Regions from separate parts of the Homo sapiens genome. Here region 2 is linked to region 1. A link is an interaction called in ENCODE POLR2A ChIA-PET data of the cell type or tissue named here. Cell type or tissue: OCI-LY7. All regions are shown on one strand. Region 1 overlaps RANBP3 (RAN binding protein 3). Region 2 overlaps MLLT1 (MLLT1 super elongation complex subunit).

Region 1 (2,500 bases):
CGAGACTAAAAGATGGTAAGGGCCCTTTACAAGTAACAATTCAGCGCACCACTGTTTATCATCAAGAACTCTCAGCTTTATATTCCCCCCAGGGACCATGGAATAAAGTGAACAGACTAGATGTGACGGATGAGACCTGCCGGGTAACATGGGGGTGGTTTCCTGAACACCAGTGTGATACAGAGTGAGACCCAAATTTCTTCTGATGCAAACGAAAACGGTCTGAGTTCACACACACGAAAAAGGCTCAGGCCAAGAAGCAGTTGGCATCGGGTTCCATCTGACTTGATCTATGGCCTAACTAACCTAAAATAAAGTTTACTTTGCTCTGAGCAGGCCCGATTAGTAGAGAAAGCCAATTAACAGGAGCCCTTAGCAACCAGTCAGGGTGTTCTCTGCAGACAGCCTGAGGGAAGAGCCCTGGTCAGCTCAGAGCTGTCACAAGGGGCTTGACAATGGCTCTCCTGGGGCTCCTGAAAGTGGGTGTCCAAAAGTTACGAGTGCTAAAACTACAAGGTGCATGTTATGCACATGGCCACCAGAGCTACATTGGAACATTTACATACTGCTCTATGCAGCCTCCAATCCTGGCTCTCCCACGGTGCCCACAAGCTCATCCCAAGGCTCCCTGCCATACAGCTTCACCTTCCACCTGCCAGTGTGGGGGACTGCTTGAATTTCTCAGGATCAGAGCCTCAGACCCAAAGTCCATGAGAATCAGGATGCTGAGATCTACCTGGGCTGGCCAGGCCAAAGAGATGAACATGTGGACGAGGTGAGGCCCCTCCAGACACTCCAACATGGGCCTCTGTGAGAAGTACGCAGGGCACAGAACAGCGCGTGTGCTCTTGAAGAGCACCTGCTGTCACAAAAACTCTGTGATGCACTTGTTTGCTACTCTCATTCTAGAACCTGTCACCTCTGCAGCTGGAGAGTCCTATGTGGGCTGCATTTTTCAAACCCAGGCACCTGCAGAAGGCCTCTGGGGGGGACCCTAAAGACCATCTGTTCCCAGACAGCTGAAGACGGAAACCTGAGAACACCATTTCCTGTGCTCTCAAAGACCAGAGGTGCAGTAACTCACCATACCTGACTCAGGAGAAGTTTCCGGCAGCCACTCTGCCAACAAAAGAAGGACGCAGCCACCTCCTAATTCTTGCTCTGGCGGCAGTCACGTGCGCTCATGGGAGGGCTGTACTCCCAGTGCACTGTGGGTCAAGTGCCTCCTGGCTGGACTCCTTCCCGCGGCTCCCGTGTCTCACTACCCCAAACCCACTTTTGTGCCACGAAGGCCACTACTGCCGTTACCTCCCCCACACCCATAGCCTATGGCACAAGTAAAGACTGTTGCTTCTTTTTCCATCACACACTGACTCCTCCAAAATGTTAACACAGGACTCCAACCCACCCCTGGCTGAACAGTGCTTCCTAAGTGTCCTGAGGTTTGGTGGCTGTAGCTGAATGTTAACAGTTTCCTTAAAAACCGGGGACTGTTGTGTGCTAGAAAGAACGCTGAGGTCCGGGATAAGGTTTGGGACCGTACCAGCCTGGAAGGCTGCCTGGTGCTCAGGCGGTAGAGCTGGGTCCCTTCTTTTCTTGTTAAGAGTCCTTTTTCCCTGTCCTGAGAATAGGGGTCTTCTGTCATGAGTTACCTACAGGATGGAGTTTTCAATCCTGAATGTAGGATAATGTTTACCTTTCCCAATTTATCAAACTTCAAAAACCCAAGACATTTCTTGTTCTTGAGAGTTCACAATCTTCTCCACCTATAATCTTCAAAAGGCTTCTTAATACAAAGATAAAGGGCTCAGGGGATTCCTTCTGGGTTCAAAGGAAGAGTCTTTTCTTCTTCCTGCTTTGATTGAAGACAATCAGTTCACTGCCTTAACCACAGTCCAAACACAATCAGTCTTGCAAAGCAATCTGTGTTGGAGAGTGCCTCTTCCTAGATATCAAAGGAAGCCTTAGCTTCTTGGGTTTCTAAGACGCTAAACTTGAATGCCCGCATTCAGGGAAACAAGAAGGAAAAATGGAAGGAGGGTGAAGGGGTCAAATTAGGTTTGGAAGGTTCTACTTCACATGACTCAATTCCTCCTGACCCCTCGTGTCTTTTTTGGGAAACAGGATTCACCTCTTGCTGTGGGTATATATTCCCACGGCAATTTAGAAAAGGCTAAAAGGGGATTCGATCTTCCCTGACTTTTCAGCAGCATGAATTAAAGCGAGCTGGAAGAAATCCTTGTCATCTTTTAAGTTACCATTAGCTGCTTACAATTAGCTAGGGCCAGGATCTGAGGGACCCGAAGGGAAAGTGGCTGGTCTGGGTTGGGCTCCCCCTGGGCGGTAGGAGTGCCGGGTAGGTGTGGACTTACCCCTGCCAGTTCTCGCGGAAAAGGAGGAAGCTGGGCTTCAGGAGCGGGAGGCGGAGGAGTGCTGGCTGAGGCGCCAGCAGGGGCAGGAGGTTCTAGGGCATGCTCGCCAGCTGACTCGGGGTGACCCG
Region 2 (2,500 bases), 320 kb after region 1:
GTGGTGCACGCCTGTAATCCCAGCTACTCGGGAGGCTGAGGCAGGGGAATAGCTTGAACCTGGGAGGCGGAGGTTGCAGTGAGCCAAGATCGCGCCATTGCACTCCAGCCTGGGCAACAAGAGTGAAACTCTGTTTCAACAACAACAACAAAAGTTTTGGATCTTGGCCAGGTGCAATGGCTCATGCCTGTAATCTCAGCACTTTGGGAGGCTGCAGCAGGCGGATCACGAGGTTAACAGATTGAGGCCATCCTGACCAACATGGTGAAACCCTGTCTCTACTAAAAATACAAAAATTAGCCAAGGGTGGTGGTGGGGGCTTGTAGTCCTAGCTACTCAGGAGGCTGAGGCAGGAGAATCGCTTGAACCCGGGAGGCGGAGGTTGCAGTGAGCCGAGAACGCGCCACTGCACTCCAGCCTGGGCGACAGAGTGAGACTCTGTTTCAAAAAAAGTTTTGGATCTTAAGCCGGGCATGGTGGCTCACGCCGGTAATCCCAGCATTTTGGGAGGCCAAGGCGGGAAGATTTTAAGCCCAAGAGTTCAAGACCAACTTGGGCAACATGGTGAAATCCCGTCTCTGCAAAAAATAAAAAAGTTAGCTGGGTATGGTGGCGGGCCAGTAGTCTCAGCTACTTGGGAGGCTGAGGCAGGAGGACTGCTTCAGCCCAAAGGTCAAGGCTGCAGTAAGCTGTGATCACAACACTGCACTCCAGTCTGGGTGGCAGAATGAGATTCTGTCTCCAAAAAAAAAAAAAAAAAAAAAGTTTTGGATTTCGGATTTTCAGCTTAGGGATTCTTGACCTGTAATTCCCAAACCACAAAACTACACCCAACCAACCATTCTACTGTGAGAAGAGAATAATGGCATTTTCAAACATGCTAGGACTCAAAGGGTTTACTGCCCACGTCTTATAAATTTTTTTTGTTTGTTTGTTTTTTTGAGACAGAGTTTCTCTCTGTCACCCAGGCTGGAGTGCAGTGGTACGACCTCAGCTCACTGCAACCTCTGCCTCCCAGGTTCAAGCGATTTTCCTGCCTCGGCCTCCCGAGTAGCTGGGATTACAGGCATCCTCACTGCCCCTGGCTAACTTTTTGTAATTTTAGTAGAGATGGGGTTTCACCATGTTGGCCAGACTGGTCTTGAACTCCTGATCTCAGGTGATCCGCCTGCCTCAGCCTCCCAAAGTTCTGGGATTACAGGCATGAGCCACTGCGCCCAGCCAGAAATGTCTGAAGTAATCTCTTGGAATATTACTTGAGACACTGCTCTACCAAAACAAGAAAATAAACCAAAACACAGGCCGATAAACAAACCTCAGGAGAACAGGAGAGAAAAGGCCCAGGGTAGTGGCTAAAGGGGTGGCTGGATAAGAGTCCGTTGTGATTAGAGAAGGAAGGCACAGAGAACCAGCATGAAACACTCAGAGGACTTTACAAACAAGCCAGAAAGCCAGGTAAGGCGGCTGACACCTGTAAACTCAGCTACTCCTGAAGCAGAGGCGGGAGGACTGCTTGAGCCCAAGGAGTTGGAGTTCAGTCTGGGCAACACAGCGACACCCCCATCTCTAAAAGAATTTTTTTTTTTGAGACATAGTTTCGCTCTGTCGCCCAGGCCGGAGTGCACTGGCATGATCTCGGCTCACTGCAACCTCTGCATCCTGGGTTCAAGCGATTCTCCTGCCTCAGCTTCCCGAGTAGCTGGGACTAAAGGCATGCGCCACCACAGCCGGCTAATTTTTTTGTATTTTTAGTAGAGACCGAGTTTCAGCATATTGGCCAGGCTGGTCTTGAATTCTTGACCTCAGGTGATCCACCCGTCTCGGCCTCCCAAAGTGCTGGCATGAACCACCGCACCCGGCCAAAAAATTAAAAAAAAAAAAAAATTCCACAGAATAAATGAAATGACTGAGAGAATGGGGGGAAAATGAAGGTATGCTAAAGACACAATGCAAAAAGGAGAAGTAAGGGGGTATTCCAAAAGCCACAGACCAAATGTGAAGCAAGCTAAAATAGGGCCAAATTTTAACCAAAAATGACCAAAAAGAACCCGTTTCACACAGACCTGACTTTGAGCCTTCTCTCTGGAGTGGCCCAGAGTTCAGGACATGGGAAACAGAAGCTGAATGAAGTCCTGCCGTCCCAACCAGCCTGATGGTGACAGCGTCAAACATGTCAACGCCGCCTACTGCTAGTTCCCAACTCTTACAGTCAATCTATAATCGGGGAGCGAAGGTCTTGGTCTTCGTCAATAAGCTTAACAACGTCCATTGTAGCCTCAAAAAGAGGGGTGCAGCAGGGTCAAAAAGAGACAGGGTACTGGTGGCCTTGCCCTCCTCAGTGGAGAGTCAGAAAACACTAACAAAAGCTGACCAGGTGCAAGGGTCCATCCAGTCATCAAACACTTAGTAAGCACCTACTGTATCCCTGCAGGCACCGAACATGTAGCAGCAAACAAAACTGACAGAAACCTCTGACTTGGGGTGGGGAGAGGGATGGACA

Evidence for each region. Peaks named below come from ENCODE experiments on the same cell type or tissue, not always from the same donor. Only the 100,000 strongest peaks of a DNase experiment are listed, where the experiment ranks them.
Region 2: POLR2A ChIA-PET joins it to region 1 with 9 read pairs; 2 of 35 experiments call an interaction of 5 or more read pairs at or near these places.

The regions. Positions count from the first base shown.
Region 1 is chr19:5,949,021-5,951,520 of GRCh38, forward strand. It overlaps RANBP3 (RAN binding protein 3), which reads right to left. Exons shown (of 17, transcript NM_007322.3): 3 at 2,373-2,500. Among named protein-coding and RNA genes, the nearest start is that of RANBP3, 28 kb to the right of the region's middle. In OCI-LY7, no CTCF peak of the experiment used is centred here; DNase peaks (open chromatin) are centred at 971 and 1,871; H3K4me3 peaks cover 2,324 bases; H3K27ac peaks cover 2,500 bases.
Region 2 is chr19:6,265,534-6,268,033 of GRCh38, forward strand. All of the region lies in intron 2 of MLLT1 (MLLT1 super elongation complex subunit), which reads right to left. Among named protein-coding and RNA genes, the nearest start is that of MLLT1, 13 kb to the right of the region's middle. In OCI-LY7, no CTCF peak of the experiment used is centred here; no DNase peak of the experiment used is centred here.